2 separate regions of the Mus musculus genome follow, and region 2 is linked to region 1. A link is a loop called in an ENCODE intact Hi-C map of the cell type or tissue named here. Cell type or tissue: heart. All regions are shown on one strand. Each heading gives the region's core, and the rest is flanking DNA. Links, peaks and the distances in the headings are about the cores only.

Evidence for each region. Hi-C counts contacts between places; a loop is a spot of excess contacts. Peaks named below come from ENCODE experiments on the same cell type or tissue, not always from the same donor. Only the 100,000 strongest peaks of a DNase experiment are listed, where the experiment ranks them.
Region 2: it touches region 1 in a loop (2.7-fold over the local background); 1 of 42 quality-filtered maps calls a loop at or near these places.

Annotation. Positions count from the first base shown.
Region 1 is chr10:94,596,262-94,607,128 of GRCm38, forward strand. Gm32898 (a long non-coding RNA gene) reads right to left here. Exons shown (of 5, transcript XR_001779842.1): 5 at 3,789-3,828. Among named protein-coding and RNA genes, the nearest start is that of Mir7211, 15 kb to the left of the region's middle. In heart, for the core only: a CTCF peak has its summit at 5,503 (motif pointing left); no DNase peak of the experiment used is centred there.
Region 2 is chr10:94,545,210-94,556,076 of GRCm38, forward strand. The region is part of intron 1 of Tmcc3 (transmembrane and coiled coil domains 3); the gene reads left to right. Among named protein-coding and RNA genes, the nearest start is that of Mir7211, 36 kb to the right of the region's middle. In heart, for the core only: no CTCF peak of the experiment used is centred there; DNase peaks (open chromatin) are centred at 4,722, 5,572 and 6,353; H3K27ac peaks cover 864 bases.

The DNA of each region.
Region 1 (10,867 bases), core at 3,692-7,691:
TTCTGTCTTCAAACTTCCCTTGTACTTTGAAGTCAAATCCCAAAAGCTAGAGACAGAACCTTGACCCCCTCCTCCTGTTTCTCTCTCTCCCTCTTTTTCTCTCTTTTTCTCTTCCTCCCTCCCTCTCCTCTCTCTCTCTCTCTCTCTCTCTCTTTCTCTCTCTCTCTCTCTCTCTCTCTCTCTCACACACACACACACACACACACACACACATTCAAGCCAACAGGATCCAAACACAGGATCCACAGAAGTAGCCAGCCCCAGTCTCCACAGTGGAAAGTGTGTACTGTTTCCCTTTGTTAGCAAGCAACAGTCACCTCAGAAAGTCAGTGAAGATCCCTGTGAGGAAACAAAAGCTACCCATGGAGGGTCACTCAGGGAGCAGCCGTCCTCACAGAAAAAGCTAGAAGGTCACAGGAAGGTGCTGACTCTCAAGGTATGCCTGAGCATGGCCAGCTATGTGTCCCTGGTCCTACTAGGAGTCCAGGTACAAAGGGTCACCTTGGCAGCCAGCTCAGTAGCATCCAGGAGTCAGCTCAGTGCTTGACTTCAGAAGGGATGGAGGGTGGAGGGGGGTGCATAGCCTAGCCGGAGGCAGTTCCTCAGGCTTCCTCAGAGGACCCTTGCTCCTGCAGGTAGACCAAGCTTTCCAGCCGGGCATCTGCATACATGTGAATGGAAACGATCACAATTGCTTGTCCCAAGGCCCTTGGTCAGCAGTTAGTGTGAACTAGTGTCTCAGGAATGGTCACCTGATACATTAAATCCAGAACTATAGTCTGGCCTGAAGGGAAGGGGACACGGGGGAAGTGAGAACAATGGTGACATTCCTCTGTCCACTGAACAGATGTCCTGGTTGGTTTTGTGTCAACTTGACACAGACCTAGACTTATCTGGGAAGAGGGCATCTTAATTAAGAAAAAGCCTCCATAATATCGGCCTGTAGGCAAGTCTGTAGAGATTGTTCTCAATTAGTGATGGATGCGGGAGGGCCCAGCCCACTCTGGATAGTCCCACCCCTGGCCAGGGGTTTCTTGTTTATGCAAGAAGGCTGACTGAGCAAGCCATGAGGAACAAGCCAGAAAGCAGCACTCCTTCATGGCCCCTGCTTCAGTTCTTAGCTCCAGGTTCCTGCCTGGAGTTCCTAGGGTGGTGACTTCCTTCAGTGATGGACTATGACACAGAAGTGTAAGCAAGATGAAGCCTTCCCCGCCCAAGCTGTTGTAGCATGGGTAGTTGATCACAGCAATAGAAATCCTAATGAAGTCAGCAGGCCGGCTGAGCAGGTACAGCAAGCAGCTCGCCTCACTTGGGGTTATGTCTGGGCAGGGTTACAGGGGCCAGGAGGCCCAGGGTCAGGGCACAGAGGTAGCTCCTTGGGCTGCAGGAGAGCCAGCAGGGAGGCTGCTGTGTCTGTGTTCTGGAAGTGGGGGCAGGACTGGGGTGGGGGGAGCAGCCAGCATCCTGCAGAGGGGTTATTCACCTCTGACTCAGAGCCAGGTGCCCATTGGCACACTCTGCTCTTCAAGCAGAAAGGAGCATCCCTTTCTCTTTTTCAAACAGAACCACTCCAGATCATACCATACAGAGCCCCTGACTGCTGGGCTGTTTCTGAACTGGAACTATTTCTATGGGGCAAGATGGGGAACTGAACTGAAAAAAAAAAAAAAAGGAGACGCCCCCCCCCCCCCCGGAAGTTCATTTCAACACCACTCCTTCCCTTCCTCCCATTTCTCCTCCCACTCCTCTCATTCCTCCTCCCAGTCTTCCTCCTATTCCTCCTCCCCTCCTCCCATTCCTCTTCCCCCTCCTCCCATTCCTCTTCCCCCTCCTCCCATTCCTCTTCCCCCTCCTCCCATTCCTCTTCCCCCTCCTCCCATTCTTCCTCCTCTCCTTCCTCCTCCCATTCCTCCTCCTCCCATTCCTCCTTCCCCTCCTCCTATTCTTCCTTCCCTCCTCCCATTCCTTCTCCCCCACCAACCCCCCCTCAAATCCTTTTCTCTCCTCCCCTTCATTACCAAGTTTATTAATGAAATAATGTCTACCCTCCACCTCTGGATTCCTTAATCCACTGAACCTCTCCCCTGCCCTCAGCAGTGCCCTAACTCTCCCCTAGTGCATCCCTAGTGCATCCCTCAGGCCAGAGGTGGCAGGCATGGTTTCCCTATCTGCATTGCTGCTGCGTTGCTAGCGTCTTTCAGCTGAAGGGCTTCACTGCCAACTGGAATGTACATGGGTACCTCGGATCCTCACTCAGGTCTGTGTGTGCACATCTGCATGGCCAGAACGTCATTGGCTGAGCCCTCTCCCTAGCCTGGAAATGACTGTGTTATGTCTGTTTCTGGAATAGCTAGCCAGCTCCTTGTGGCCAGAGCCCCGGCTCACTCACCTGTGGCTTTTCCCAGGACCTGGACAGGTACCAGATGTGTAGGTAGCACTCCATCCATGTAATGAACCATTTACTATGTAAGTAAATTTCCCATGAATGCTTGCTTCCTTCTCCCCTAGATTGTGAGCACTTGGTGCGGTGGCTCTCGGCCTTCCTAAGGCTGTGACCCTTTAATATAGTTCCTTGAGATGTGGTGACTCCCCCCCAACCATAAAATTATTTTCTTTGCTACTCCACAACTGTAAGTTTTTTGCCATTATGAATCATAACGTAAATATCTAATATGCATGATATCTGACATGTGACCGCTGTGAAGGAGTCGTTTGACTCCCAAAGGGATCTTGACCCACAGGTTAAAATCCAGACTCAGAGCAACCTGAACTATTCCTTCACCTGCCACACCCGATGGTGTTTTGGAATCTCCAGGATGAATTGTGTTTCTCAGCCTCCAACCAGAAACCTCTCCTGGTGCAGAGGGAGAAAGGTCCTGACTACAGTGTAGCCCCCTGGGATGCACTCCTCCACCTCAGCTATACTCCCCTGACACAGACTCTCCCACTCACCGGTCCTTCTCATCCTCCTCTCAGCCCCAAATTAGAGGAAATTTGGGGCCATAAAGTAGGCCTAGTAAAACATAGCCAGAATCTCATCTCAGTGAAAATAGACACACCTCAGAACCTAGCCCAGAGGTTCTGCCTTTTTCTTTTTCTTTTTCTTTTTAATTGTATTTATTCATTCATTCATTCATTCATTCATTCATTTACTTATTTATTTAATGTATTCACTTTATATCACTGTCACCCCCTCCCACAATCCCTCCCCCTCCCCTTATTTTCTGAGCAGGTGGGGCCCCCTGGGTATCCCCGCCTACATCCTGACATTTCAAATCTCTACAAGCTAGCTATTTCCTCTTCCACTGAGGCCAAAGAACCCAGCTAGAAGAACATATCCCATGTACACGCAACAGCTTTGGGATATGTTCAGGACCCACATGAAGAAGCTATATACATCCTCTACATATGAGTGGGGAGGCCTTGGTCCAGCTCCTGTCTGTTCTTTGGTTGGTGGTTCAGACTCTTTTTTTTTTTTTCCATTTTTTATTAGGTATTTCGCTCATTTACATTTGCAATGCTATACCAAAAGTCCCCCATAGCCACCCACCCCCTCTCCCCTACCCACCCACTCCCCTTTTATGGCCCTGGCGTTCCCCTGTACTGGGGCATATAAAGTTTGTGTGTCCAATGGGCCTCTCTTTCCAGTGATGGCCGACTACCCCAAGGGTCCAGGTTAGTTGACTCTGTTGGTCTTCCTATCTCCTTCTGGTCACACAATCCTTCCTCCTGTTTTTCCATAAGAGTCCCCATTGTTTTGCTGTGGGTGCCTGCATCTGTCTGAGTCAGCTGCTGGGTGGAGCCTCTCAGAGGACAACATGCTTCTGTCTGCAAGCATAATAGAGTATCATTAATAGTGCCAGGGATTGATGCTTGCCCATGGGATGGGTCTCAAGTTGGGCTGGTTATTGGTTGCCAAACTTTGTTTTTGACTGACACATTTCTGGGATTTGATGTGATGATACACACACACACACACACACACACACACACACACACATTGTGTGATGACCAATTGGGAATGGTATATATCTCAAGCACTTGTCATTTCTTTGTGCTCTGAACATTCTGCTCCCTCATCTATTTTGAAATAGATTGTGGCTAAAACATTGTCACCTCTGCTATTTTCCACTTAGTGAAACACCGGGCACACTTCTGTAGTCAAGAAACAAAGACAAGTAAGTTGTAAACCAACCTTCCATCTGTAGAAAAATCCTGCTGGGGGTGGGGGGGCTCATTTTATGCAAACAATTGCTTGAGAGTAAGTTGCCAATCAGTTATTCTACCTGATATTTATAGGCGATTATACACTGGCACAATTCATTACCTCAGTATAGTCATTACTTCTGTGTGTAATTCTTAAAGCTAAAGACCATCTTCTGTGGCCCAGAGATATGGCTCAGTGGCTAAGAGTGTGTGTCGTGCAAGCATGAGGACTGTGAGTTCAAATCCCCAGCACCTGTGTAAAAGGACAGGCTTGGTGCACCTGTAACCCCAGGATCATGGGAGTGGAGACATGATTGCTGAGGCTGCTTCCTGCTAGCCTAGCTCAAAGTCCATGAGAGACCCTGTCTCAGAGGAATGAAATGGATATTTGATAGAACAGGGTACTGAACATCCTCTTCTGACCTCTGTACTCTCTCTTTCTCTCTCTCTCTCTCTCTCTCTCTCTCTCTCTCTCTCTCTCTCTCTCTCTCTCTCTCTCTCACACACACACACACACACACACACACACACACACACAGTAGATGTCCAACTGACTCCAGATCCCTTTTAAATTTTCCTAACACCCTTTGCAGGAAAAGGAAGCTGCTCAGAGTTACAGCTATCCTCGCTTATCTCTGGTCAGTTCCCCACTCTTTCCTTGATGGCTGTGACTATCCATTTTCAAAGAGTTTTTCCTTTGTATCAGGTTCTTCGATCTGATATTTCCTCATGACTCACTGCAAGTTGTCTATCTTTGGTCAGAATTGCGGAAGTGACTCCTCATTCTCATCGCTTCCTCTCTGATGAGGCGGTTTCTGTCTATTCCATTGCTGATGGTCTTACATCGCTCATTCAGTGAAGACCCTTAGTCTTCAGCCATTCCACCTTACATGACCCTAAGTTCCTTAGAAAAGGGACTCTGGACCTGCATATCCCCTCATACTTTAAGTTTATTCATGTACTTATTTGGATCAACATAGAGGCAGACTCACAGACTCATCTCAACAGTCTTTAGTGACCTTCTGGCATGTTGCCATTACACCTGAGCCATCACCTTGACTTTTGACACAAGGTACTCCACGCTTGTGCACTTCCCTTTCCCTAGACCTAAGTTGTATGTTCTCGCAGGGATCTCAGATTCTCCTTAGTGAGAAACGGTATTTAAAAGACAATATCTGGGGGCTAGAGAGATGACTCAGCGGTTAAGAGCACTGACTGCTCTTCCAGAGGTCCTGAGTTCAATCCCAGCAACCACATAGTGGCTCCTAACCATCTGTAATAGGGTCTGGTGCCCTCTTCTGGTGTGTCTGAATGGTGGTACATAAAATAAAAGAAAAAAAGAGAAAATACTTAAAATACAATATATGGTGCTATGTCTTCTCTTTATTCTCAACACCCCTAGATCCTCCTAGCAGACAGAGCGGGGAATGCATGGAGTGTCTGTATGGGTGTGTGCATGTGTGCTAATGTATAATGATACATATAAAAATGTATCCGTTTAATGGGCTGCATGGCCCCCTAAAATGAATATACTATATGGAATACTTGGAGACCGGGCCTTGGAGGAGGTGACTAATGGTTGGTTTGGCCATTGGGGTGGTATCTCCATGAATAGCCTTATAAGAAGAGAAGTGAAGGTGGAGAAATTATTTGGGGATTAAGGGCAGAGACTGCTCTTGCGGAGGAACCAGCGTCAATGTCTAGCACCCATACTGCATGACTCACAACTGCCTGTAATTCTAATGCCAGGAGATTTTCCAGTCTCTTCTGGATCTCACAACACCTGTACTTATAAGTGTGCATGTGCACACATGCATATATCCATATCCATATGCGTCCGTACTCACAAACACACACACACATTTAAACATCCTTTAAATCTTAAAAACAATATGAACAGCTGTTAGAACTTGCTTTTTGTATGTACCATTTAAGAACACGGCAAGAAGACAAGCATCCACAAACTAGGCAATGGCCCTCAGCATGGACCAACTTAGCTAACAACCTGGTCTAACCCCATAGCCTCCAGAGCTTAGGAAATACATGGCTGTCCCTCAAGCAACATAACCTGCAGTTTTTGTCATAGCAGCCGGAAATGACTGAGAATATCTATACTTGTTTGTGTATAATTTCACACAGATGCGCACTTAAACCCACACTTATTTCTGCATCTGATTATATGTCGGCAATCAAGGGTGCACACCTCTGACATCAACCAGCATGGCTAAATTTATCCCAGCTTCCCTCCTTTCTGGACTTGAAACTCTTGCCTCCAACAAGGAAACCACCAGCTTCCACTTTCAGTGAAGGATAACTTTTGATGTTTCCTGGCTTCCATGGGAGGAGTTCCATTGTATTAAACCCATCGCTGAATAGAAAATATCCTAAGCTGAAATGCATTTAATATCCCTCACCTAGCAAACATCAGCCTTAACATATCCTGAGACCAGGAAAAGATCCATGCTCAGAACATGGAGTTCGCAGGCATGTTGCTTCCATGCCAATTCAGAGTTGACAAACTTTAAGTAGAACCTCAGAAGTCAAATTGTCTGCTCTCACTCACCTGACCAACCCTCTGTATACAAGTAACAGCTCACCTCTGTTGCCTTGAGTACACAGTGTTTGGTTACTCGCATGCCATGCTGGACTGCTGATGTGTTGGGTCACCTGCCTCATCCCGCTGGGGCCTCTAAAACCCTTGGCAGGTTGCCCTGTTTTATGTGCCTAGGACCTCTCATTTCTTTCATTCCATGAAACACTTCTCCTTGCTCACTTCTTCCCCCCCCCCCCCCCCCCCCACTGCTTAACTGCCATCCTCAAGCCCTGCTCTACACTCTAGGCTACCAACTCTTTCTCCACAGCCCCATGCCTGGCTCTGCCCCTCTGCTAACCAACTTAGAACTATATGGTTCAGGATGGGATAGGAAGGCAATAGGAACAGGAAAAGCAAGATCTCTATGCATGTTTCTCCTAGAAGCCATAGAAAATGACTAGGAGACACTGGGAAATACAGACCAGAAAAGAACCAGTCTTTCCCCTAGAGCAAACCATCACTGTCACTTTCCCTACAAAACAAAGCACACAAAGCAGTACTAGGAAAAGCTGCTGGTTTCTTCTGCTGCAAGAGGACTACGCAGCTGAGGTTGAAATGTTCAGAGGTCACATTTCCTCCCACCCATTCTCAGACACTACACCTGTGCCTGCCATGCTAGCTCCTATGCGTGTGCGTTATGTATGTTCTCTGTATGGCTAGACTTTCATCTGTCTTGTTTATTTTCTATATGCATTGCTTTGTTTTAAAACTGATAAGCTTTCTGCCTATTTCTATACTTAGGTCCTTCCATGGTGTCATTTTTAAGTGATTTTATTGCTTCCCATCATGTATGTGTTTAATCTATATAGTCTGTTGTTGGCTGACTGCCATATTTACTATTATAAATGAGCAACCTTAGCCTTACCATGCCAAGGGGGCTCCAGAAGCCGTTCAGTGTAGTGAAGCAGGTCAGCCACCTTACTTGGCTGGTAAATCGGGTCAACACATCTTCAGTTGTGTGTAATTGGCTGAAACAGTTGTGGTTTGCTTTGTCCACTAAGAAATACTCAGGGAAGGGGTGGCTAAACGAGGGTGCTGAACCTGAGTCTAGACAGTGTGACTGAGGCCCTCAGCTCGGTCCTAGAACCCCCTCATTCTCGTCGGGATCAAGAAAGAATCAAGAGACAGGAAAGAAGGAGAAGATTTTTGAATTTGTTTTTCCTTTGGATTTCTGCCAAGTTGGCTGGCACCTGCTGCCCTAGTCCCCCCACCCCCACCCCTGTCGGGACCAAATCAGTATTTTGTCTGGGTCCCTGGACTAGCAGGTGAGAATTCAAGCCACTTGTACAATCATGGACCTGGCAGAAAGAAGGTGTGTGGGACAGTCTCTGGAATGTCTAGTGTTTTCTTCTGGACAGATGTGGACCACATAGGAGAAACGTCTTGGGGGTTGAGTTGGGATGTACACTCAATGGGTATATGAGGGTAGGGTAGGGGGATCCCAGTAGCAGGAAGCCAAAGGACAGGGCATCTCCATGAGGCTTAGGGATGAGCCCCCAGGATATGTGTAACACCTTAACCCAGTCAAAAGACTGCAAGGAAGAATCTCCTAAAGTGACAGTGGAATAGGAGTCTCCCAGGGGCACCGTGAGAAGCCAGCTCTTTTGTCTGTGGAGATTAGTAAGCTGAGGCCAGCAACAGGAGTTCCCATGTTAGCCCATTGCTTGTCCTTTACCACCCCAAATCCCCGACCAAGCAGACTCATCAGGGAAGAATTGGAAAGCAAGAAGAGAAGAACATGCTGCCAAGCTGAGAAGTCAGCCATTGGTCCCTCTACCTCATCCGTGAGCTGGACATAGACCTGGTGGTAGTTGGGAGATTAGATGCAATATCAGGTCCATGGGTTTTCTGGGTTTGTCTGTTTGCTTGTTTGTTTGTTTGTTTTATTCACCTTGGGCTATTTTATTTTATTGAGACAGAGTCCCATTATGTGGTTCTGGTTGGCCTGGAACCTACTCTGTAGACCAGGTTGGCCTCAAACTCACACTGCTCACTCTCTAAAATGCTGGGATCGAAAGCTTGGACCATCACGCCCTCAAGGCTTGGCCATTTTAAACTCCAAGAACTGTGTCTGTGTTTACTACCAAAAGTGATCTCAGCCTGTTTCCCAAGATGAAGTCATGGATCTGGCAGAGTTTTTGTCCAGGTGTGTTTTATGTCCTGGGGAGTTCCCAGGGATGAGAGAGACAGCAGCAGCAGGTTGACTGTGGACAGCTTGTGAGCTGTTGTCAGTACAGCCGTTCCTCTTAGAGTCAACATGGAGTAAGCGTGGGGATCTGTGCTTCTCCCCACGTTGAACCTTCAGACCTGGTGAAGCCCTATTTCACTGAGGCGAGGGCCAAGCTCATCTGTATCCATCCTTTTCTCCACTGGCCTCATAGCAGCAGTGTTTCCCAACCTGGCCACGCCATGGCAATGTTTGCCCAGCCTGGCTACGAGATGGTCACCCCAGATCTAGGTTGTGCATCCTAGCTCACCCAAACACATAATTGCAGCTGCTGCTCTCTCTGTACTTATTACAGAGAGAGAAGGAAGTCCCTCCCCAAAACCAACCTGTGACCTTGGACCAGAGCTGGGTCACATAAGCACCCCGCCCTGCAACACATCTCTAGAACATTTTCACTTCCTTATTTCCTAAGACACTTCGAGCCACTATAAACTAAAATGGTGTCTCCACCCATGAACTGATCCCAATGAGATCATCAGTCACCTCACTGCTTGAGTGGGTACGGTGTTTCACAAACTATGTACTTTGATTTCTAAATCAGTTGATGCTGCTGGCTTCTTCTTGCCCCTTGAGATCTTGTTTGTCCCCTCACAGGGAGCTTCCTTTCTGGGTCTCCTACCTCTCCATCCCTCTTCAGGGTTCTGTGACTCTCTCAACTCCATTACAGTGTGTGTGTGTGTGTGTGTGTGTGTGTGTGTGTGTGTGTGTGTGTGAGAGAGAGAGAGAGAGAGAGAGAGAGAGAGAGAGAGAGAGAGAGAGGAGATGCCAGAGATAAATATTAGATATCATTCTCCATCTTTATCTTCTTCTCCTCCTCCTCCTTTCCCTCCATCATCTTTGTCATCACCACCACCACCACCACCATCATCATCATCATGATTTTTTTTGAGACAGGGTTTCTCTATGTAGCCCTGGCTGTCCTGGAACTCACTTCATAGATCAGACTAGCCTCGAACTTAGAGATCTGTCTGCCTCTGCCTCCCACGTACTTACTGACTTATTTTTATTTTTGAGACAAGTTCCCTCACTGAAGCTGGGGCAATTGGGCTAGACTGGCCATCCCCTGGGCTCCAGGGCTCTCTGTCCCTGCATTGGGGTCACAGAAGTGTGATGCCATGTCCAGCTTCTGGGTGGGTTCTGGGGATCCAAACTCAGGTCCTCCTGCTTGCATGAAGCGTCCTTTTCAAAGTGAGCTGCCCCTCCAGCCCCCACCCTACCCCCGCCCCCACCCCCGCATATGCTTTCTACACCAGCTCTCCTTGCATTCGGCAGCAGCCTGTGTGACAGATACCCAAACATAAATTCATCATTAGCACTCATCTCTTTTCTCCAGGGTCAATGTAGCCCCGGCTATCCTGGAACTCAATGTGTAGACCAGGCTGACTGGTTCCCAGCCTGGAACTCACAGAGATGCCCCTGCCTCTGCTTACTGAATTTGGGGATTAAAGTGGTGTGCAGTTACTCAACTCCATACTTCTAATTTCTGTATAACATCTCTGCCATGCATAGCCTTAGGCTGAAAACATCAAAGTCTTTCCCCTTACCTCTGGTGTTTTCGTATACCTCCACCTATCCAGACTGGAAGCTGGAGCCCTCACCATTGCCCACCTCAGACCCAGTCAGTACTACCTCCCAATTACATCTCAGAACTGCCACTCGCCATCTTGGCCACACTATGTTTGCCCTGTTTCCACTCTCTCTTGAGTGGTTCCAAACCAGTGCCTGTCTGTTCTGGTCCTCTTCCTGTGTGAGTATAATGCCTGCCACCATGCTAGCCACGTTGCCACCGAAAGATAACAGCTGTCACGGCTAAAATAATAAAACCCATGTTCTGGGGATGG
Region 2 (10,867 bases), core at 2,817-6,816, 52 kb before region 1:
AAGGATTCTGGTTTTTAAGGTAGGAGGAGAATATATGGCATCCCTTTTTGGAACTCATTACAGCTGTAAACTGTGCGATGGTGTGGGAGGGCCAATTAGAGGCAATTATAACCAGCTCGAGCTTTCCCTGAGTCAAAGCTTGCTCTGAGCTTTCCAAGCTGGGTCCTGGGAGGGTGGGGCGGAGCAGAGTGCTTCTCCTCCTTGTTTCTCAGTTAGAAAAGCTGATTCTGGTCTACAAGCGGAGCGTCTGTAGCAGGGCTTGCCATCCTTTCTCTCCCGACCACGACCACAAGAGGCTGGCAGTTGCCAGGACCAGAGCTGTTTGGCTCAAAGTGCTAACAGGAGCTGAGGAAACAACGGTGAGGTGGTTGAATCAGCCTGCGCTCCTGCCTTCTTGTTGCTTTCTTTCTCAAGGGTAATCAGTCAGGCCTTTCCCCTCATTCTGATACTGAAAGTGAAAGAAACCGAGGGGCCGGTCAAATCAGACAGGTCACCCTGTCTGTCATCCTCTAAGCCGGTGGGTGGCACGTTCTGACCTGCATCCGGAACTCAGACTTTGTTAGTCACGTACCCACAGCTGCCTCACGGTGAATCAGAAACTTCGCAGATACTTGGACTCTGATGATTAAACATAGCAGGCAGTATTGGTCTGTGAGCAAAGAATGAGCTCACCACGTTCTGGGCCCCCGAGCCATAGTTAATCAGACCTTGGGGAAATTATGTCACTCAGTCAGCCCTGGTTCCGTTCTTCACAATGAGCTCGACCTGAACAGATGCTTCTCAGACTTCCCTGTGTATAATATTACAGCCTGGGCTCCAGCCCAGGACACGGAACCTCCTAGAAATTCTGATTCACTGTCTCGGGTGGGGCAAGGAGGGTTAGAGGCCCCAGGTGATCTCATGAGTAGTTGTTCTGGAAATACCGCTTACCTGGCTCACTGATGGCAAACTAGTTGGAATCAAAACTGGAGGGAGAAGGGAAGCTGTCGGGTATAGATTCCCATTGATCAGGATTAGGCAATGGTGGCCAGGCTCAAAAACAGGGCCCCACTTTCCCAGCTCCCTTCTCGGCTCAAACATAGCTGTCTTCCCTGCCTGCCCCCCACATCTCTAAGGAACCAGAAGGGGCCGAAGTGATGAGAGGCCAGTTGGGTTTGTTCGTTCTCAGTGGCTCACATCCCGGGGCAGGGTAGCTCTGAACACTTACACATTCGTTCCTAGACTCTTGGCTCTCTGCAGTGTTGTCCCCTCAGATAGAAGTGTTCACTAAGGACTTAATTCCAGTGGGCAGGAGGCAGTGGCAGAGACATCGGAATTACCTAGGGAGGTTGTTTGAAAAGAGTGGATCTGAGCCCTAAAGATTCCCCGTCACGCAGAGCCCTGGTTATTCTTTTTAATATGAAGCATTTTTACAAGGAAAACCCATGTTCTTTTGAAGATTTAAAACTAAAGCTATAAGAAACCAGACCCCAACCAGCCCTCCTGAGTACAACTAACTTCAAGTTCAGGCGCACACGTGTAGCATAAAGGAGATGACCACATGGGGTCACTTAGATAATGGACGTGCACACAACCAGAGCCAGGGCCTTAGAGAGCAGCCGGCTGGATCGCTGGAGAACCTGAGTTTACTGGTTAAATCATTAACTGCTAAAGCAAACAGGGTTCAATGTGTGTCTCCTCTGTGCTCTCTGCTTGTGGCTAGGTTTTGCGTTCCCTGTGGAAGAAAGGTTAAATGACATCAGTAAGTGAGGTTCTCAGTGTATTATCTGAAGAAGCAATTGTGAAAAAGGCTCATCTTTTTCCTAGCAAGCTTAATGTAAAAAGTGTATGTTCGGGGGCTGGAGAGATGGCTCAGAGGTTAAGAGCACTTTTTGCTCTTCCAGAGGACCTGGTTCGGTTCCCAGCGCCTACATGGTGACCCACCGTCATCTGTAACACCAGATCCAGAGGGTCCAATGCCTTCTCCTGGCCTCCATGGGCACTACATGCAAGTGGTGCACAGGCACATATATGCAAGCAAAACCACCCATAGATGTAAAATAAAAATAAAATAAAGCTAAAAGCATTCTTAAGCGTAAACTTATTGGAAAGAATAAAACCCATAGTACCAAGTACACAACCCGGAGTACTATGTATATTTCTTCAGGGGAAAACCAGACTCTCTGTTCTGGCCTTATGTCCCCCAGACCTGGGGTATCGAGTTATATTCACTATGCAGCATACTCTCTGCCCAAAAAGGTTTATTTATTTCATGTGAGTGCATTGTCGCTGTCTCCAGACACCAGAAGAGGGCATTGGATCCCTATTACAGGTGGTTATGAGCCACCATGTGGTTGCTGGGAACTGAACTCAGAAGCCATCTCTCCAGCCCCATCCGGCTATTCTTGGACCACTTCTCCCACTGACATGCGCACTGACCACTTCTCCGTTGACATGAGCACTATTCAACCTCTTCCTAGGCAGGATGTCACTATTCAAGTCTTTTCCAGGACGTCGTGGCTCATTATTTGCTTCCCCCCTGTATTTGTTTGGATTTATAATGCTATATTTTACATCTCTGTACCTTTTTCAGGAGCGTTAGAAAAGTGCTGAGCTACCCAGTTACAGCTTCAGCATCCTCCCCCACTTGCTTGCCCACCCCCACCTGCCCCCATCGATAGATAAATTGCTAAAGTAAAAGTGTTTATAGGCCAAGGATAGGTACAAATCTTTGTCCTCCCAAAGCTGGTGCCAGCTTGCTAGGAGCATCTTTTACCTGCAGACTGTCCCCACCCCACCCACCGCTTGACTGCTGTCATGGCCTGTCTGTGTACGCAGAACCCGGGGCTTCATCAGAAGAGACCCTTGACTAAAAAAGAATGAAGTGAGCTATTGGTAAGAATAAAAAAAATAAAAATAAAAATAAAACAGGTACAGTATGCCTACAGTGTTCTGAGGGAGAAGAGGATGAAGAGCCCAGCAGCAGGTAGCTAAATGAATTTGCAGAGGGCTTGAGGTCACAGAGGTCATAGATCCTGAGCCTCCTTTTTTTTTTTTTTTTTTGTGGAACTGTGTGTGGACCGCTAGTGGACAGTAGAGCTTCACAGTTTTAGCAAACAGAGACGATCGGCTTTCATCCCGATAACCTTGAGTTTAAAGAACCCCTGCATTGAAAACTGGGTTTAATGCGTCTGACCTGTGTGGTGCAACACAGTCCACTGCAGAGAAGCACTCTGGCTTACTTGCCTTCCTCTGAGGACTTGGCTGAGGGAGTGCCACCTCTCTGCCATCGCCTGCCATCCCCAGGGCACTTCAAGCCCCATGTTACTCGCCCAGGGAAAGATCTGAAATCTGAGACATGGCTTCGACGGGGCATACATTACTTTCATACTATCACAAAGTTTAAAAAAATTTAAGTCGACCCTCCTACGTCAGGTCTGGAGCCATCTATAGTTTTAAAAGTGTTGAAGTATTAAGACAAAATAAGCAGATGAGCCCAACCCCTTCCAAAAAGCAGGCGTTTCTTTATAGAGCATTCTATTGACTTGACATTTCGTTTGAGGTGAGGCCCATTTGGCAGCATTTATTATTTAACACTTCTTAGACCCTGCTTTAAACTGAGATGGAGAGACCATACAATATTAGCTCCAGTGGGCACACTTCTTCCCAAACATTACAGTGTAGATATGCACAGGCTAGGTTTTATTATACTGACAAAATTCTCTCTTTTTTTTTCCTAAACCCCATTGTCCCTTTCTCCCCGCCCCCAAACAGTTAAAGCAATAACTCTGAAACCATCCAGCAATTTTGGGATCTTGGCATCCGTAATTTAACCTTAAGGGCAGGAAACTTCCGGTTCCCCTGGACCATCCTGGTCCGAGCTTTTCATATGACTTTGTGTCAATTCAAATATTTGAGAATACGTGCATACAAGGAAGGTCAGAAGGGATTTAAGGACGGGTGACTGACAGCAAGAAAGCCAGTGATCTGCTTGCGTGTGTTAAATTATAAAACGAAGCGCTATATAATCTCGAAAGGGCAGGAGGAAAATACGAACCATCTCCTGTCTGCTGTGATATTAGGGCCTTTTCAGAGCTTGTTAAATCTCAAGAGAAATTTCCTTAGCTAAAAGCAGAGTCTCAGAAAGGTTAATTTACTTGCCCAGGGTCACACAGTTACCAAGAGGCAGAGCTGGGGCTCCAGCAGGTCTGCCAGACCCTTGAAATCCATGCCCGTACTTAAGAGTACAGGGTTCTTCGGGCTTGCTGTCCAGAGCAAACACCATGACACCTGTGCTTGAGTGTCCAGGGAACCTCTGAAGTGTCTGAAGCTGAGTCCCCTAGCCCGCACATCTCTTGCCTATTGTGTGGATGGCACTGTGCTGCCTCGGCCTCGCTAATGTACACTCTGTCCTCTGATGACCTGGAGCTAGGATACTATTCTCTAGCTTTTACTACCTTTGGCCTCTGATTTGCTATGCTAATGCAGCCACTGGCCTCTGATTTGCTATGCTAATGCAGCCTCTGGCCTCTGATTTGCTATGCTAATATTGGCTCTGGCCTCTGATTTACTGTGCTAATGCAGTCTTGAATCCCTTCTTTCCATCCTGATCCCTCCTCCAGTTCCAGGTTGCCAAGGGCCTGGCAGATGAACTCAGCTTAAGTGGGGCAGTCAGGGTCTGATCCCTAGGGCGTCTCTGTTCCTTGTACCATATTTCTCAAAACTTACATTTCTCTATGTGCTAACCCAAAGCAACTTTGGACAAACAAACTTGTCTCTCTGCTTTAGAGGAAAAAAAAAGCCAGCCCCTCCCACTTGGCAGCACTTCCCTGGTGCTCCCTCTGTACCAAGTCCTTTCAGTTATCAGTGACTGTCATTGTTTCTTCCTCTGTGGCCATTAGACAAGAAGAGGGCTTTGCCTCTCCAGCTGTGCCTGACACTCAAGGCACCCAGAGCATCTGTCTTGGGAAAGAATCAACAGAGGAGAGGGTCTCCTGACCCTGCATGTGGCCTGCAAACCACTTCCACTTCCCTCCCTGTTCACTGAGTGTCTGCTTTACAGCTGGTTGTGTGTGTATGCATGTGTGTGTATGTATGTACGAGTGTGTTTGTGTGCATGTGTGTGCATATGCGTGTATGTCGCATGTGTGCGTGTCTTGTATGTGCATGTATGTATGCATTATGTGTGAATGTGTGTATGCATGTGTGCGTGTATGTATATATGTACCAGTGAATGTGTGTGCATGTGGATACGCATGTGTGCATTGGAGTGCATGTGTATGTATGTTGCATGTGTGTGTGCCTTGTATGTGCATGCATGCATGCATTTGTGTGTGTGTGTGTGTGTGTGTGTGTGTGTGTGTGTGTGTGTGTGTATGTCCCATCCTACTGCTTTGCATTTGCCCCGCCATCCTGGATTTGTTCTGTCGAGCCCTTTTCCTATAGGTACTCAGGAGCACCAACCAGGCTAAATGTGAATTGTCCTGCACTCCCAGGGTTACAGGATAGCAGGCCTCTGCCCTGGTGGGCCTCCCTGCAGAGACAGGGAGGCTCTTGCTTAGCCATCAGCACAAAGAGCCCATTTGTACAGCAGGGTGCTGAATACACCATATTATTGCTGACAGTTGTTCTGGGCACAGTACAGGGCGTGGAGTTTCCCCCGAGACCAGCACAGGAATATCCAGAGATAGCGTGTGTCGATCTTCAAAGTCCAGCGTGAGTCACCACCAGCAGGCACAGGGAAGAGTGTCAGCCTGCCTGTGCACAGTTGGCTGCCTTGGGCAGACAGGTGAGAGAGCCTCGGCGGTTTTGTTGTTCGGGTTTGTCCTGTGGCGTTTGGTAAGTCTCTTTATTGTCTCTCCAGCTTCAGCCCTAGCATGGACATAGGTATTGTCAGGCCTTTTGTAATTAATAACCTGCAAGATGCTTGAAAGAAATACAAATTATTTTTGTCTTTACTAAGTTGTCTTTGTGCTCTTTTGCAAATCCCTCTCTAATTTCCCAAGTGGATTTCTAAATATTTAAATTCCAAAATTCCTAGGGAGTTGCCAAATTCCTTCACTGCTCATTCTTCCAGGAAGTGCAACCCCAGTAAGAATAGTTCAGGAGAGCAGAGCAACAGACGCCAGGCAGGGCAGAGTGCTGGGGCTCCAATTTTAAAAAGACCAGTTCTTCCCCAGGTCCCCCTCGCCTGTGGGTCTAACAAGTCCTGAGCTGGCATCTAACTTCCTCCATTAACATTCCATCTTCCCACAGTGGTCATCCCTCATTCCACTTGCCCTGGAAACCGGAGCTTCTATATAACTGCCTCTGTGACACCTTAAGCTACCACAGGCAAGAAGGGTGTGGCGTATGCCACCCTGTGGGTGGGGATGGGGGCAGTCTAGGGGGAGTGCTGCGTACTTTGAATTGGGATTCCTCTACCCATCCTGGGACTTGTGGATGGGACACGGACGTGGTGGTTTCAGCAGAGGTGAAAAATCTTGTACCTGTGCATCCTATCCTGGAGCTGATGAGGTCACAGGAAACCAGTATTCATGTGACCGTGTGTGTGTGTGTGTGTGTGTGTGTGTGTGTGTGTGCACATGTATTATGGAAGAATTTAAATAGTGATCTTCTTTTCATTCTTTAAATATCTATCAATCTATCAGTCTATCAGTCTATCTATCTATCTATCTATCTATCTATCTATCTATCTATCTAGTTTTTGAAGACCGGGTTTCTTTGTGTAACCCAGGCTGACTTTGAACACAGAGCCTGCCTCTGCCTCCTCAGTGCGCCACCACCGCTCAATACATTTAACTGAGGTCTTTTTTTCCCCCAAGCTGATTCTTCATCAAAGTTTTGTCTAGGATGCCTTTAAAGACAGGGTGTGTTCTTGGAAGCTGTTCTCTGGTTTTCAGAAACCACAATAACTGGTTGTGAGAGGAAGTAACCAGTTAGAAATCTCAACCCTTAAATCTCAGACCTTTAACTTTCTGTTATTTAAGAAGAAAAACCAGAGTGCCTAATTGTTCCAGCAAGCAACAAAGTATCCCATAGCCTCAGCATTGTGATCGGCAGTTAACAGAGCAGCGTGGCGTGCACGGGGCCAGTTGGAATGAAAGAGAAAGTGCTCCCCAGGTCATACTGCCTGTAAACCAGTTTCAGTCACCATCCCCACCCGCCCCTTCCTGCCAGGCTGTGCACAAAGATAGGAAGTATTCTGTCAAGCCATTGATTGGAGAACAGGCCTTTCTGGAGATCCTGTATCCATGTTGGCACCCCTTCCACCTATGCAGCCCCTATCAGGGGCTTAGCCTTCACCATGGCCAGGGACTTTCTCCTGACTGTATCCTTCACTTCCCTGGATGTGACCTAGTAAGGACAATGATGGGTCAGAAAGACAGGACCAAATGCTGGGGTGGCCTAGGGCCCTTTAAATCCAGGTCATAATTTAAATTTTAATAGTATACAAAGGTTAAGTTATGCTGGAGATAATCATATTGAGTTAAACCCATCTTAGAAAGGCTGCTATTATGTGTCTTCCTTCCTGGTAGTTCCTAGGTTCTATATAGATATATATAAACCATGTATGTATGTGTGTGTATGTATGCATGCCACAGAAGTAGAAGCCAAACCAGGAACAAAGTAGGAGGTGTGGGGGACCATGCTCAGCAAGTGATACATGTATGAAAATGCCTTATGTCACACAATGGGAGACACATTGAAAACAGTTTTTCCTTGTCATTTTTTTAAATGTTAAGGGGTGTGTCTGGTAGCATGCCTTTAATTCCTGCACTCTGAGGCAAAAACAGGCAGATGTCTGTGGGTTCAAGACCAGCCTGGTTTACAAAGCGAGCTCTAGGCCATCAGGTCTGCATAATGAAGACCCTGTCTCCAAAACTTCTTTCAAATAAAATGGTGGGGACAGAGCATCGGGATTGGAAAAGATGCCATTTGTTCTCTTACTTCAGACACATGTAGTTTAGTACTTTATTCCATAGTTTGTACTTTTAGAAATGGCCCTAAAGTATCACATAGTACGCAGAAGAGATGGGGCCCTAAGGAAAGAGGAAGTGGAATGCCTGAGAGCCAATGCCAGTTATCAGACATGACCTGTGACCTCTTTCCTTTACGGGGTATCCTTTCATAGCCTTCCCAACCCTAAGATGCCAGCTCTGTCGTTAAGATTTATGTTAATCATTAGCTCAGGCTATCTCATTAGTTTTTACCACCCAAGTGTTTATACTAAGGGGAGCTGGCATCTGACCTCTGTGAGCTTCATTCTGAATATGATCTCATTTTTGTGGGTGGGGCGAGTGTTGTTTGTTTGTTTACTTCTTTGGTTTTTGGAGGAAGGATTTTACGAGAGATGGCTAGGGTCTCAAACTGATGGTGTTCAAGTCTCGGCTTAGCAAGTACCTGGGTGTGTTCCGTAATCTGCTTCAGTTTACACTCACTCAACGAGTTCAAGTCATCCGCTGTGCAAATGCATCTGTGTAGATTGTGTGTGTGTGTGTGTCTGTGTGTGTGTGTGTGTGTGTGTGTGTGTGTGTGCACGCGGGCATGCACTCGCTTTGCCCAAGGCCTTTGGATTATCTACGCGTCGTTTCGTGGTTTTCCTGTGACTTGCTCTGTGACCGATGCTATTGTGAACGTTTTTAATGTATTCTCCTACCTGGGCAGTTGGGTTTCTGAATCTCTCTAAGAAGGCGTGGGCGTGTTCAAGTGCCCGTTTTTTAATATTTTAAGAATAACTTAGATGTAAACAGTTCCAATTTATCTTAATCTGATTCTAGCGTTGCTTCGTTTCAGAGGCCTAGAGCTACCAGAGTGTATTTTAACGAACCAAGTTCTCTTCTGTTTTGGCTTCTGAGAATGTGGTCCCAACCTTCAGGACATGGCTTTATTGCTTTTTGTTTTGTTTGTTTGTTTGTAGTTATTGTTACAGAAACCATTTTTAAAAGTCCAGGTAAAACATTAAAGACTAGGACTCACAAACACAGCAGCTCAGCCCCTGAAAAGTCATATGAGCTCTATGTAAGCAGTCTCTCTCTCTCTCTCTCTCTCTCTCTCTCTCTCTCTCTCTAGCCATCCCAGGATGTATGACACTACCATGTGTCACCATACCAGAGATGACTTGAGGAGACAGGTTCTGAGAAATCTTTCACTAGGTGATGTTGCCATTTTGCAAACATCGTGAAGTACACTTACACAAGCCTAGGCAGTCCAGCGTACTACATGGCTAGGCTTCGGAGTACAGCCTGCCACGCTCCCACACACAAACCCTCATATGGAGCACTGTGCTACACACTGTGAGCAGTTGTAACATAGCTGTGTTTGTGTGTGTGTTTCTAAACATGGAAAAGGCACAATAAAAATACCAAAACTAACTTTATTTATTTATTTATTTATTTATTTATTTATTTCATTGTATATTTATTTAATTTTAATGGTGCAGCATCTAGGGCACTTCTGGGACTGGAAGCTGCCCTGCAGGAGTCAGTGAGATGCCGGTGAGGGACTGTAAAAGCCTAGGGCATCACACCTAGTCCTATCAATGTAATTTTGTAAAAATTGGACTTGTAGGCACCACAAAATTTATGTACAAAAAATATTTTTCTTCAGTAGTAAACTTATTTTAATGTCACTTTATTTTCTAAAATTTTTAAGTTCTTCAACTTTGTGACTTTAAAAAAAATAATAATTAAAAGAGACACCGTCTAGCTAGACCTGTAGTTCTCAGCCTTCTTAATGCTGCAACGCTTTAACACAGTTTGGGGTCATGTTGTGCTGACCCCAACCATAAAATTACTTGTGTTGCCACTTCATAACTGTAATTCTGCTACTGTTATGAATCATAATGTAAATATATGATATGCATAGGTGACCTCTGTGAAAGGGTCATGCGATCCCCCACAAATGGGTCATGACTGAACTCCTGAGCTATACAAAAATCTTTACTCTGTTTTAAATGTTGTTTTTAAAAAAAAACTCCTTAGCTTTTTGTTTAAAAAACAAAACCCAAAACCAAAAACCAAAAACCAGACACCTGAGATTCAACCATACGCCTTAACCTGGGCCTTCTTCCTATGGTAGAGTATGTATGCACACTGCTGCAAATGTCTCCCTGGATCTGTCCCAATCAACAAGGTCTTCAGGAGAGGTCAGGCACATGGGCCCATCCTATGGTGACAGTGGCACCTCCTAGACCTCGGGGGACCTGCATGGTGCTATTTTACTCTTTTGATGAACTCTTTTTGTTTTTAATGACCTAGGAGGAGAGTAAGGTCAAATAATGATGGGAAACACCGAGAGTCCATAAACCAGGAACACACTCCTCTGTTTCCAAGTGAGTGTATGTGTTACACTTTTCTTCTATGTGTCACACTTTTCTGTGGCCGCTAATGAAGTAGGTTTGTTTACACTGGTTTTGCCCAGACTCTTGAGTAATGTTTTCTGCTATGATATGAACATACTATGATGTCACCAGGTTTGTTTTGTTTTGTTTTTTTTCAGCTTCATTATAGTCTTACAGGACTCATGCATACAGTCAGCCCATTGGCACTGCAGACAGAAGAATCCTTGTGCTGTGCTGTGTGTGTGTGTGTGTGTGTGTGTGTGTGCGCGCGCGCGCGCGCGCGTGTATGTGTGTACATATGGTATTGTTTTGCTCCAGTGGGTGTTCCCAGTGAGGAGTCTGTATTGGGGAAAAAATCACTGTCCACACAGTCCAAATTCAAAGCTGGGAGCATTTGGGAAAGTAGCCTTTAGCAGAAGTGTTTTCCGGCGGCATTGGTACCTTGAGAAAATAGTAATTCGTGAAGACCTTAGAAGAGAAATGTAATATTAGTATACTGTATTTGGGGAGGGGGGTTGTTACTTGAAGTTTTATATTCTGAGTTGG